3 separate regions of the Homo sapiens genome follow, and all the other regions are linked to region 2. Evidence: chromatin contacts called from ENCODE Hi-C or POLR2A ChIA-PET data. All regions are on one chromosome and are shown on one strand. The core of a region is the stretch at or near the end of the contact, and the rest is flanking DNA. Distances in the headings are between cores, read along the strand shown.

Region 1 (4,850 bases), core at 1,570-4,069, 1.4 Mb before region 2:
ATGTATGCTCTATTTACTCTGATGGGATTATTACACATTGCATGCCTATATCAAAATAATCTCATGTAACCCATAAATATATACACCTACGATGTACTCACAAAATTTTTTTTTAATTTTTAAGAGGTTGAAATGCATTTATATCACTCCTGGGGCCTTTCAGTAGCCTCCTACCCCAAGTTGATGATAATAATATCATTAGAAAAACAGCATATGCAAATGAAGTCAGTGGTAAATGAGAGATGGAGTCACATGGGTTCAAGCTGTCTTGAATCACTCTCTGAGACTATCACCATGGTGGCACCCACTCATAAGGGCTTTTAGTAGAACAGAGTCCATAGACAACTATCACACTAGTTAAGGCTGGTGGATCATATGGAATACATAAACAAAATTGGTGATGAAATGTTACACCAATGATGAAACTGTGCATAGGGTTTAGAGGGTGTGGGGAAGGGGAAATAGGAGAGGGAAAGATTTACAGAGGAAGTGATGTTTGCACAGAATCTGTTTCTGCTCATCTGCTTCAATTTCACCTCAGAGTTGTTCTGTCTTTAACCTTCATCCTAGTTTCTGTTTGGTTGGTTATTAGTATGTTGTTTGATTGATTGTTTAAAGAAGGCGTTATAATTTGCTTACTATTTCCCAATGCCAATATATTTCTGTAGAGTTTTATTACTTATTTTTGTGAGCATTGTACTCACATGAAAAAGAAAAATGTATCTTCTTAGGACTGATTCTTACAAATTTGAAATAGCTATAGTTTATAACTTACATGGCCAAGCCCTGCTAGAAGTATCTTGCAAAGGGTTTGACACAGAAGCTTGGCCAAGCTGTGAAAAATCTCTCAAAGTAGTTAACACACTTCTTGAGTATTACTGGAAACTTGATAAACTAAGAAGAGAATTTTGACCAGGTATCACAAGAAATTTGTACTGGGGACTTCTAAGAATAAGCGTGTACTATTTCACAGTCAACTAGAAGAAGGCATTAGGACATTAGGGCTATTTTCTCAATATCTTGTTGATTAATAGTTCTTCCCTTTGCAGACAGAGTAGAAAATTTCACCAAGTAAAGATTTTAGCCCTGCTTTAGTTTAATTCATCTCATATTCCTTTATTTCTATTCTTCCTCCCACATCTTTCCTTCTCAGGTCTGGTTCCCTATATGCGGAGCTTCAACCCCCAGAGGATATTTAACCTTGTCTCCCCCTCCACACTGCTGCATTCCCCACCACATCTCTTTCCCTCTCTTTCCATCCACCTGAAGAGATGAGAGCATATACAGAAAGTAGCTCCCAGCTGTAGCTCAACCATTAAACACCAAGAGAAAGGAAAATGAACTCTGCCAGACTTAGATCAATTAGAAGATTCCTTTGTAACCTAAATACATTTTTAAAAGCTTATCATCAAATTATGCAGTCATTTGCAGTTTGAGGTAAAACAACTCCTTCATTTTCATGGCCCTCTCCCCTATTCAAGATGACATCAACTGCATATTAGTTTTACCTTGTATGCATTTCTCAATAGTAAAACCATTAGTCAGTAGCATCTGAATGTACATTGATACAGTGGGTGTTTTGTGGTAATTATAAGGTAATTACTTCCTATCCTTAAATAATTGTCATTTCCACAAACAAACAAAATAGGATAAACAACAATACAGCATACATAAAACAACTGCCATCTCCCTAAGACACCAGAATAGCCTGTTAATCAAGGAAAGCTAAATTTATTAAATCTACTACAGTAAGGGAGGCCACACTTTGACAGAAGCTTGGCAGTCTCAGAAGGAGAAGGTTGGGGGTGATATTTATAGGATTTGGGGAGTCTGAGCAAAAATGGTTTAAAACAGGTCTTTTGAGGCAGGGAACTGTTTGGGGGATTGGGTAAAGTGTTTGACCTAATAGTTTAGGGTCGGTGCTAGAGTGACCAATTTTACTGATTTCCTAGGACTTTCTCAATTTTAGCACTAAAAATCCTCCAACTGGAGAATCCTTACAGTCCTGGGCAAACTGGGACCATTGGTCACCCTAATTAGCAGACATACCGTCGCAAGACTGCTGGGTAATTTGAACAGTAGTACCAGAGCAACTGACAAAACATTGTAGCCCATCTTCCCAAGGCTGGATACAAAGTTTTCTGAAGCATTCACATTTACAGCCTCTATTTGACAAAATACTGCATGCCTATGTGCGTTCAACTCACATAATAATGAAACTTAACTTTAAAAATGTTTTTATTGCAGTAAGGTATATAAAACATGAATTCGACAGTTTAACTATTTCTATGCATACAAGTGAGTGGTATTAATTACATTCACAATGTTAAGCGACCATCATCACTTAATTTTTTTAAAGGACGTTTATATTCACTCATCTATCAACGTAGTAGGCACTGTCCTAGGCGCTAGGGATTCCATGCAGAGCAAAAAACGTCACAGTCCATGCCTTCACATGGCCTTCATGGACCACCGCGGGTGTTCTTTTTCCCCCGAGTCTTTATGTACTTGGGAAAAGTGGCCAGGGTTGAAAGGTGCAATGAGTACACGGCAGAGGTCAGAGAGGTTCCCACTCAGCCCGGCGTCTGGAAGCAGCGTGGGGTAGGGGCCGCTCCAGTACCCCCTCCTCCAGTGTCGAAGGTGGGCAGGCCCTCGGCCGGGTGGATGAGCCGCGACTGGAGGGGGCGGGGCCTGGGCGGGAGGCGGGCGGTGGGCGTGTCCGGGGCGGGGCTGTACCGGGCGCTGGGCGGAGGAGCCTTGGCTGGGGACTGCCTGGAAACGGGCTGGGCCTGCCTCGGACGCCGCCGGTGTCGCGGATTCTCTTTCCGCCCGCTCCATGGCGGTGGATGCCTGACTGGAAGCCCGAGTGGGATGCGGCTGACGCGGAAGCGGCTCTGCTCGTTTCTTATCGCCCTGTACTGCCTATTCTCCCTCTACGCTGCCTACCACGTCTTCTTCGGGCGCCGCCGCCAGGCGCCGGCCGGGTCCCCGCGGGGCCTCAGGAAGGGGGCGGCCCCCGCGCGGGAGAGACGCGGCCGAGGTAGGACTGGGTCGGCGGCTTCCTTCCGGCTCTGCGCTCCTGGCTGGGGCTGCTGGGCGGCTGGGGCCGGGTCCCCGCACCCGGCTCTCAAGTCCGGGATTACCCGCAGGGCCTGAGAAGCGCTTTGCCCCCTACAGCCTCTCGAGCCAGCCCTTGGCTCGGAATTGGAGAATGGTCCTCATTCTTACCCAGATCTCACACGCCGTCCCCGCTCCCGATCCCAGGGGGTGACAGGCGCGCACGCCTTTCAAACACGTGTTAAAATCCAAGACGTCGTCTCAAATGCCAGAGATTTGCGGGAATGCTCCTGGAAGGCCTCAAAATCGCCGCAAGGTTTAAGACATCCGTTTCCATGTTGAAACAAAGCCCTCTCTAATCCTGCAGTGACCATAAGGCAGACTTTACCTCCAAATTCTGGTCCCCTGTCCTGTGTTTTAACTTGTGTTAAGATCAGACTCGGCTTTCTCTTTCCCTTTATTCAGAATTTTGCACGATAGTATCTAAGACTGGTGAACACTACACTCTGAAGTCAGTTTTTTGTGCATAGGTTACCTGTATACAATGGATAAAAATAATTGCAAAAGTTAAGCTTGTAACTTGATACATATTATCCTGTTATTTTTAAAGGTTTTGTGTTGGGGAAGAGAATTTTCCTGTCTCAAGGTAGCATTTTATTTCTAAGACTTTTCAGAGTAAAAAAAGTTCAGTAAAAAAATTGCTGATTTTCTTTTTTGTTTTCATTGTGTATTACCAGTTTAAATTCAGTTGCTGTACCTCTCAGAAATTAAAGTTAGGATGAAATTAGAACTAACACTTAATTTAAATGATTTGAATTTACCTACAACTGCAATAATACCTTACTGGTAAACACTTACTCTTTTTAAAACAGAACAGTCCACTTTGGAAAGTGAAGAATGGAATCCTTGGGAAGGAGATGAAAAAAATGAGCAACAACACAGATTTAAAACTAGCCTTCAAATATTAGATAAATCCACGAAAGGAAAAACAGATCTCAGTGTACAAATCTGGGGCAAAGCTGCCATTGGTAAGTTAATACGTAGAAGGAAGACATGTAAAAAGCATTATAAAATGTATTTTATTGATATGAAATTCATTTTAATATAATTTATTTCATAATTTGTTAATTAAGGCATCATGATATATTTTTTCGCTTTTTGTCAATAATTCCTTTCTCCTTCCAATTAGACAACATCTGTTTGTAAATGTACACACATACATATTCCACTGTTGGTCTTTAGCAGAGCACAGCTTCATTTATTGATACATTGAGTAGGCTGTATAGTGTCATTAGATTGCAATGCATATGTCAACTGAATTTTCATGAATCTGTGTATTTTTTGGACACTTGATACACAAGTATAAGATGTGGCCCCTGCCCTTGATGGCCAAACACATTTGGGAAACACTGAAGAGTACAAAGTTAAACAAGGTTCTTCATTGCAGGCCTTTCTCAAGAGCCTTTAATATGACAATGTTCATTGTATCAGCGAAGGAATATATTATAGTATGTAGTTGATTAAACTTGATTGACCACAGAAGCATTTTTGCTGTGAATATCATGAGAGTGTAGTGTTCTAAGATATATATTATGCTCAATTAGAGAATGGGGCCCTGAGGGTTTAAAGAGTCACAAAGAATTTAGTGACTTAGAAAGCGCTTTATGTGGCCTTTGAACATGAGTTGGGTTTATGTACAATAAGGCATATGGATAGAAAGTACCAGATGAGAGGAAAATGTACAGAGCATAGTGCTCTGCTCATGGTATTTCATAAATTCGTTCATACTTACA
Region 2 (4,807 bases), core at 745-3,244:
AAGAAAGTGAGTGTTTACTATGAGGATATGTGTAGACTTCAACTGTAGAGACTTTAACAATTCAATTCAAGGGATTCCAGGTCTGTGCTTGTGTGTGTGCCTCTGTCTCTCAGTACTGTGCTAAGTTTTTCTTGGGTTGTTTCACTTAATTCTTAAAATTGAGGCCTAGGGAGGTTAAGAAACTCATCCAAAGTCAGTAAGTGGCAGAACCAGATTTGAGTGCAGATAATCTGACTCCCACTATGGGATCTTTGTCCCTGTACTGTACTATCTGCACAATTTTGTATTTCATGTATTTGTTTTTTAAATTTCCTTTGGAATTATTCCCACTTCCCCCCTTTAAAAAAAAAAATCTCACATTCTACTAGACTAGGAGTTCTTAAACAGTGGTCCATCAATCTTAAGGAAGAGATAAATGGACTCCAGGTAAGCAGTAGCTCCTTGAAATTATATGTACATTTTTGAATATGTATGCATTTTTGCAGGGTGAGGGTTCATAAATTTTATTAAATTCTCAAAAGGATCTCTGTCCTTCAAAGTAGTAAGAGTCACTGTACTATCAGCAGCTCTAGGGAAGGTTCTGAGTTCTTATCTTTGTATTCCCTAGCACCTGGTTTTTGGTTACTCAATAAATATTTGTTGAACAGACCTTAACAAATAGAGATGGTATGTAGGAAAATAAGTTTGAATTTAGTCCTAATCTGGAATTTGAAGATGCTTTCACTGTTTATTTAAAATGGTGTTAAGGATCAATCTTACTGACTTGGTCCAGAAAACTGTTTTCTGGCAGATTCAAATTTTATGAATCAAGTTTTTTGAAGTTAGGTTTTTGAAATCAGAGAATAAAGCAAAATTCAGCATTTAGAGTCTACAGTAGGGTGTCTAAAAAAGGCCAGTTTTTTTTCCCCCTCCAGTATAGTATAAAGACTCTTTTAATATTGGATAAAGGATTAGGGAACATTATACATTTTAAACATTAAAATCATACTGCAGGGTTGAAGTACACTATATAAGCTACATGGAAACTGAGAGCAGCTGAAGGCGGGGAGAGATAGCCTAGTAAACTTTAGGCAGAATAAATTAAACAGTTTATTTGAGCAAAGGATGATTTATGAATTGGGCAATACTTAGAACCGGAAGGGATCCAGAGAACTCCTCTCCAAAGCAGTGATGGGCAGTGAGCTTTTATAGGCTGAATGTGGAAGTAAGACAAAACATAAGTGGAAAGGCCCTAGTTAGAAGTTAGTTGGTGGTTTCTGATTGGGTATGCTTAAGTTTTGTTTTACTGTTTACACGGGATTGGGTTTTGGTTTGCTTACAGAGGAGTTCTGTTCACAGAGAAAATCTTCAGGCTAATGGCTTCCTCCTTACTTGCTTTAACAATTTTCTCCTTTTGTCAGCCTCTCCATCTTGAGTGCTTGACTAAAACTTTGAGCATTGTTGACACTTTCTGTCACCATTATAGTGACTTACTTGGTCTCAGTATGGAATACAAAAGTCATGATGTCAGGCTCATGGAAGAAGTATTCCTTTCTTGTTCATCTTATTTTTGTTGCTCTAATTGCAGTGAGACCATTTGGCATATTGCTGATGGCTGCAAACATTCATTTAAGACACTAGAAAGAATACAGTGCACCAGGGAGATGACAATGGGCACTATCAGGAGGATAATAGTAGTTCTTTCTTACCCACAGGCAGTATGTTTCAAGACTCCCATTACTCCTGCAGTGGATGCCTGAAAATGGATACTATCAAACCCTATATATACTATGTTTTTCCTGTAATACATACTTATGATAAAGTTTAATTTATAAATTAGGCACAGTTAAGAGATTAAAACAATAACCCAATGATAGAATTGTAGCAATATACTAATAAAAGTTATGCGAATATGGTCTCTCTCAAAATATCTTATTTACTGTACTCATCTATTTTTGGTCCATGGTTGACCAGGGGTAACTGAAACTGCAGAAAGTGAAACTGCCATAAGGAGGGAGGAGGGACTACTGTCATCAAAGGACTGGTGTATGCTCTTTAGCCAAGGCCTCCATGAACAGAACCAAGTAAAATAAAAAGGTTGATGGCTAGAACAAACCATAAACTCACTCTCTGTGTCCGGAGGGCAGTTGGTCAAGGTTTCTAGATTTGAGCTCAAAGCATATTTCCCTGGTTTGCAGTTTGAATGTTTCTGGTTATGGCAATGGGCATTTTGGTGAACTCCCTGAGTGGCCCATTCATCAGCAGGGATGAGTGTTGCCCAGTACCCGCCTGTAGGGCGTCAGAAACCAAGCAGTTTATAGATACAATGTCAAGGACAATGAACAGGACTAGAATCTGATATGCACAAGGGTGCCCTGTAGTTTTCTACTGAAACATAATTTTTCTCTCTACAGCTGCTCCCATTTCTATCAAAGATAATCACAATAAGACTAATTTGTTTGCAAAATAGGTCTAGTCTCATTAAACTTGGCTTGATAGTTCACATACGTGCAGCGAGAGTAGTGATGGACCATATAGGCTCTCTTTAAATCTGCTTTGCTGGAATTTTTAAAGGCATCTCAGATTAGACTTTTAAAAGCCTCTCTAGGCTATGAAGCCATGCTGAAGACTTACCAGTAGACTTTGCCCGTAATACCTATAGATTTGGATGAATTCCTCTCTTCTCAAGGTCCTCAAAATATTTTTAAAGTTACTGGGCCTGCCTTACTCAACTCTTAAGGCCAGGAAACCCTTAAAGCCTCGTACCACACTAGTTTTTTCCAAGGGGCTTTCATGGCTTCATAAAGTAAACCTTAGTTCTTTAAAACTGGCCATATCCAGCTCTATGTACATTTTCAAATATGACTTTCCGGTCAAAAGCCTTGGTATTATAACCAGTGTTTCCAGTTATAACTTGTTACAAAGAGAACAGATTTTTATTGAACTTATGCAAGTAACTTACTGCAAACCAAAAATAAAATTCGAAGGCCCCCTGCAACCATCTGAATGGACTTCCTCCTTGGCTAGGGCACCCTAACATTTAACCTGAAAGACTGCTTCAGGCCATGATGGGAAGTGGGGGTTGAACATGCCTCATTTATGTTGGGGTTGGACACGTCTCATTTATACCTCTCTAGTATTAATGTCAACACAGACCCTAGGTCTGATAGGAAACATATACAGTCTATTCTCTCTAAAGCTTGCTACTTGGAGGCTTCATCTGCATGATAAAAACCTAGGTCTCTGCAACCCCTTCCTTTCTATACATCATAACTCTTTCAACCAATTGCCAATCAGAATATGTTTAAACCTACCTATGACCTGGAAGCCCCTGCTTTGAGTTTTCCCCATCTTCCAGATCGAACCAGTGTAAATCTTACATGTTTCGATTGATGTATTATGTCTCCCTAAAATGTATAAAAGCAAGCTGTACCCCAAACACCATAGGCACATGTTGACAGGACCTCCTGAGGCTGTGTCATGGGTGGGTCCTTAACCTTGGCGAAATAAACTTTCAAAATTGATTGAGACTTGTCTCAGTTACTTTTTGGTCTACATTGTATTGCCATAAAAATAGAAATACTTGGTTACGGTTTCTGAATTCTGGAGGGATCAGATAGTTGAGAAAAGGTGTTTCATCTTCATTCACAAAGGTATAGTTTACCAAATTGTTGAAAGTTGTAGAGATAGCTTAAGAGAAAAGAAAAAAGTTTCCTTAAATCTGCAAAGCACAACATTGCAGAATCAGCAGTGTTTTAAACAAAAAGGCCATAAAAATAACCTATAATTTTTCTTCATCAGTCGTTCAGTCTCATGTAATTCCTGTTCTGCTTGATGTCAGTTTAACAATTTTATGAACCAGTTTCTTTAATAGTGTTGTGGAAACTCTTAGCCAGAGCAATGGTATAATCTTAAAGTTATAAGAAACCTGTACTTGTTCAGAGTCTCTTCCATGAATCTCCTTGAAGACGAAACACTTTAGGATTATAGTTGCTTGCAAAAGCTTTCAGGAAAGCATCAGAGTAAAAATTATCTCTGGATGACAGGACTTAAAATGGCTATGATAAGAATTTATTATGCAATCGACAAGGAAATTTTATTTTTTGTGACATCAGTATTTTAACATAAAAATCAAAATTATGACTGGTAACATCATAACAGGACATATCAGATTTGTAGGAATTTCATACCATTTCTAGAACACTCAGTAACATACCCAGGCAAATATAACTCAAGGAAAGTTAAACATCATTGCTTATTTGACAGTGCTTACCGTGTAAATTTAACATACTGAATAAGGTAGTTTAACATCTCTCTTTTTATGAGGAGAGAGAACAGATTCTTTTGAGATATTCTAGGAATCCCCTGGAAACTACCGAAGTTAGTTCAAGGTGAGAAAGACCTAATGGAGGCTGGGCATGGTGGCTCATACCTGTAATCCCAGCATTTTGGGAGGCCAAGGCAGGCAGATGTTTGCTGAGGCAGGAAGCAGCCTGACCAACATGGTGAAACCCTGTCTCTACTAAATTAAAAAATTAGCTGGACGTGGTGGTGCATGCCTGTGGTCCCGGTTACTCAGAAGGCTGAGGCAGGAAAATCGCTCGAACCTGGGAGATGGAGGTTGTAGTGAACCGAAATCGCACCATTGCATTCAAGCCTGGGCAACAGAGCCAGACTCCGTCTCAAAAAAAAAAAAAAAAAAAAAAAGACGGAATAATGGAATAGAATTTTGGGAAAGTTTGTCAAAAATATCAGAGGTTTAAAAATACTTGATTAAAGTAGATCACAGATCACTTGAAGTAATACCTACTGATTTAACCAGAGTGGT
Region 3 (4,231 bases), core at 261-2,760, 1.0 Mb after region 2:
ATGCACTTGGATAAGTCTTCACGGTCTTTGTGCATACCCAGAAAATTGAAGTTTTCTTTTCTTTTTTCTTTTTCTTTTTTTTTTTTGCATCATAACATTTGATAAAAATCTGTTTGTTTGTTTGTTTTACTAAAATAAACCTGTTCGGGGGAACAGCTACTAGATGAATTTAAGGTTTTTATGCACCTTATAGAACTTATAGCAAAAATAGTTTTAGTTGATTTCGTTATAAATAACGTTTTCAAGAACTTGTGCAAAATTGTCAATAATTTCCTAAAGCACAATTGATCAGAAAAATCCATGATTGTTCAGCCTTCACACCCTTCTTCATGTAAGAACACCTTTCTGTACATCTCACAGTTACTTATTAGGTTGAAAGGTATATGGAGAATGGTCATTAGACGTCTCGACAGCCACCTGCTGTTGACCACTTGCCTCCTCAACAGGAGCCGCTGTCGTCTGCATATGTTCATACTGTGGCAAGTAGGCTCCTTGCATAGCTGACGTTGCAGGCATGTATGTTCCGGTGCTGCCTAGTGACAGATGACTCATCTGCTGGGCCAGAGGGCTGATCATTGATGCGGGCTGTAGTGACATGGTGTGCTCCATTGAGGGAGTTAACACGGCACCGGGGTGCTGTAGAATATATGGTTGAGGTTGCGTCCAAGAAGGACTTTGCACCTGGTAGGCAGATACAGGAGATACAATATAGGGTGTAATAGAAGTTTGAGTGATCATTCGGTTTGTAGCAATACTGTATGGTGAAGGATAAAATCCGTTTTGTATAGCAGCTGTAGTTGGGTCGTAAGTAAGTGTCATTCCAGTAAGTCTCACCTCTCCTTCTCTATGCCATGGTCTTCCATTAGGGATGTATTTGTTTGGGTTCTGTCTCTTTTTCTGTCCTCCATCAGAAAACTTACACAATAAAGGTTCTGTGGGGGCAGAAACTCCTGGTGGTGTCTTAATAAATTTTCCATTAAAATGACCAGTAACAGCTTCACATTTTTCTGTTGATTCCGTCCTAGCAAAGCCAACACCACGACTTGTACCACTGGCATCACGTAGTATCCTTGTAGAAATAACTTGTCCAAATGGTTTGAGCATATTTTCTAGTTCTTGCTTATCCATGGAGAGTGGCAAATTAGAAATGTAGAGGTTGGTAGGATCTTGTTCCTGTTGCTTTGCCATTTGAGCTTGAACCCCACTGGCCTTCAGGGCAGACACAGCTTTTTGAGCTGCTGCAGGGCTGTCAAAGTCGACAAAACCATAACCTTTGCATTTGTTCGTTGTCTTATGCAAAATTGCGTTTGTGGAGACTATTTTCCCATATGGTTGACAGAGCTTCACCAGGTCCTGGTCGGTGGTGTGGGGAGGCAGTCCTCGGATATAGAGGTTCGTTTTGCTGAGCTGATCCCATCCTGAGTTGCTGCTGCTGCTACTGTTGTTATTACTGCTGGTGGTGCTGGGACTGGGAGGGGCCATGGGGTGGGCTGGGACCAGAGACTGCTGCTTGCGATAGGGCGTCCGGCAGTTGCTGCTGCCCCCGGGGTTGCCGCTGCTGCTGGGGAAGATCATCGCTGCGGGCCGCGGCGGCGGGCGCGGGCGCGGGGCAGCCTGGGCGCGGGGCAGCCTCGCCGCGAGGGGGAGGACGCAAGGAGGGGGCCGGCCGGGCCCCGGGCCGAGGCAGCTTTGGGAACTCCCTCTCGCCGCGCGGCGGCGGCCGGCGGGGGCTGCAGCTCCGCGCTGACTTCCCCTCCGCACTCGTCTAAAAGTGCGGCGCGGCGCGGGGCGAGACTCGAGCAGCTCGGGCAGCCGCCGCTCTGCGTGCCATGGACGGGAGTTCGCGCGCGGAGCTGGCGGCGTCGCCGACTCTCCCGGCGGCAGCGGAGGAGCAGCGCCGCCGCGTCCTCCGATATTATTAAGTTATGTTTTTAAATAGTATGAAATAGCATGGAACAATGTATATAAAGTGAGATTAAGTGGAAAAGACCAAATTAAAGTAGCGTATAGTATATAATTATAACTTTGTATAACTACAAATTCATGCATTAAAAAAATATTAAAAGTAAAATATACCGAAATATCAACAACGTTTTGTTTGGTTGGAGAACCTATAGCTTATTTTTCAATGGCTTATTTTTTTACTTCTTTATGTTCTTTAGATTGTATTTAAAGAAGTATGTTCTAGTCTAGCAATAACATAAAATTTATTAGACAAAAATAACTTGGCGTCAGACCTTACTGTCTCAAACCAATTAATTGGAAAAAGTTCCAAAAGACAGTCTCAAGTTACTAAATGAAATCCTTATCAGTTCAATCATTCTCTGTAATTAATTTTATCAGTAAAGAAGCTTGATAATCTGTCATTTTTATGGTTTTAAAATAGTTTTTAAAATGAAAGTTGGAAAATCATTATTCAGCAGCCTGGTGCCCAAAGTGTGAATAACATCTTTTGTCTAAAGCAAAGTGAAATGGTTCTCATGTCTTCAGCAGGGAGGAGGGAGGATGAGGATGAGGATGTGGATGTGGGAAGACCACCAGAAATCTGGGTTCAGGCCGGGTGAGGTGGCTCACACCTATAATCCTAGCACTTTGGGAGGCTGAGATAGGCAGATCACTTGAGGTCAGGAGTTTGAGACCAGCCTGGCCAACATGCTGAAACCCCATCTCCACTAAAAATACCAAAAAAAAAAAAAAAAAAAAAAATTAACCAGGCATAGTGGCTTGTGCTTGTAGTCCCAGCTAGTCTGGAGGCTGAGGCAGGAAAATTGCTTGAACCCAGGAGGTGGAGGTTGTAGTGAGCTGAAATTGCATCACTGCACTACAGTCTGGGCGATAGAACAAGACTCCGTCTAAAAAAAAAAAAGGAAAAGAAAAAGAAATCTGAGTTCAGACCCAGGTCTTTTTTCTCTTTCTGTGGCCAGAGAGTGGCCAAAAGTTTTCGCACTTGCACATTCGGAGCCAACCAAGACAGTCTTAAGGTGACCTCTTGTTGCTGTCAAATTCTTTGACATTACACCTGCCTATTTTTGTACTGGGCTCTGTACTCACGAGTCTAGGACTGTTACAGGAGAACGTGACCCTGTATTCTCTTAAATCCTGGTCAAGCTTTACCCTGATCAGCTTCCAAATCAGAATGAGGTCAGATATGTTTAGGGAGGCGCCTCCAGCCACCTGCCCACTCTGGAGCAGGTTTTAGTCAAAGTTCTGAAATGCCTGTTTTTCTGAAACACCCTCTCCCTAGTCTTTCATCTGTCCTTCCCCTTCTTTACCAGCCACCCTAGCGATCTCGTTGTTGTCCCTGTCTCTCATCACTGGTTAAGAGTGTGGCCTTTGGGGTCACATAGATCTCAGTACAAATCCCTACTCCTCTACTTTCTGGCACTGTGATCTTGGGCAAGTCACTTAATCCCCTGAGGCTCAGTCTCTTACCTCATCTGGAACTGGGGTGACAGTGCTCCACCTTCTCCCAGCATTGTGAGGAGGAAGTGAGGTGATAGACTGAAAGCACAACCCAGGCCTGGCAATGAGCTGTAATTATCCCCCCACAATGTGAGAAAAGTGCTTCATCCAACCTGTACTTGAACCCTTGCTGTATGGTGGGCCCAGCATGTTGTGGGGGTCCAGCTCCATTTGGGTGCAGCTCTCATTATTCAGACTTCTTTTCTGTGGAGCTAAAATCCTGTGACTTGCCCATTTGCCGCTGGAATTATCTATATACAGCTAAAGAAAAAGGAGATAAAAGCTCATTTCATTTCTCTTTGAAATCAATAGTCTCTTAGTCTTTCATGAGTAGCTGAGTAAAAAGATGTCTCAGTTAACTATAGTAAATCAAAAGAGCACCAAACAGAAAAATAGTGGGGCTAGGTGTTAGTTCTGGCCCTGCTATTAAGCGGTTTTGCATGGAACAAGTCATGTCAACCCTGTGGGCCTCATTCACCTCCTCTGCAGGATTCTATAGCAGTGATGACAAGTCAGTGTTGTCTCATGTTCCATGTCTGATTGATTGATAATGATTTCCCACATGCAGGGTTGAAAGAGAATCTATGGTGGGTGCTTTCTGAACTAAATTTTTGATGTTTGCCAAGAATATGGGAGGATGTTTTGGGAGGATAAATGTTATGGCAACATTTAAGCCACATATTCACCATTCCTATACTGAGTAGTCTAGGGCTACCCTCAGTTTCAAATCCTCTTTACATAATTGATTATATCAACAAATATTTACTTA

What was found. A loop is a pair of places that touch in the nucleus more often than their neighbours do. ChIA-PET counts read pairs that join two places held with the same protein, here RNA polymerase II (POLR2A). Pooled maps may share reads with other maps.
Region 1: a loop to region 2 is called in a pooled map, with 3 times the contacts of the local background. The contact joins the promoter of RXYLT1 here to the enhancer-like site in region 2. A Hi-C loop is called at or near these places in 2 of 50 pooled maps.
Region 3: a loop to region 2 is called in a map with no recorded cell type, with 2.0 times the contacts of the local background. The contact joins two enhancer-like sites. A Hi-C loop is called at or near these places in 1 of 37 single-sample maps with no recorded cell type. POLR2A ChIA-PET finds 5 or more read pairs at or near these places in 1 of 52 experiments (BJ).

The regions. Positions count from the first base shown.
Region 1 is chr12:63,777,090-63,781,939 of GRCh38, forward strand. RXYLT1 (ribitol xylosyltransferase 1) reads left to right here and starts at 2,820. Exons shown (of 6, transcript NM_014254.3): 1 at 2,820-3,040; 2 at 3,930-4,085. The coding sequence starts at 2,872. RefSeq lists silencers at 2,639-2,868, 2,885-3,160, 2,889-3,188.
Region 2 is chr12:65,187,262-65,192,068 of GRCh38, forward strand. All of the region lies in intron 1 of LEMD3 (LEM domain containing 3), which reads left to right. Among named protein-coding and RNA genes, the nearest start is that of LEMD3, 20 kb to the left of the region's middle. Within about 2 kb of position 1,995, at least 3 of the 41 ENCODE cell types and tissues checked have a DNase peak (open chromatin) inside an H3K27ac peak, as active enhancers do.
Region 3 is chr12:66,233,713-66,237,943 of GRCh38, forward strand. The region is part of intron 8 of IRAK3 (interleukin 1 receptor associated kinase 3); the gene reads left to right. It also overlaps the pseudogene RBMS1P1. Among named protein-coding and RNA genes, the nearest start is that of MIR6502, 15 kb to the right of the region's middle. RefSeq lists an enhancer at 1,360-1,439 and a silencer at 1,500-1,779. Within about 2 kb of position 1,511, at least 14 of the 41 ENCODE cell types and tissues checked have a DNase peak (open chromatin) inside an H3K27ac peak, as active enhancers do.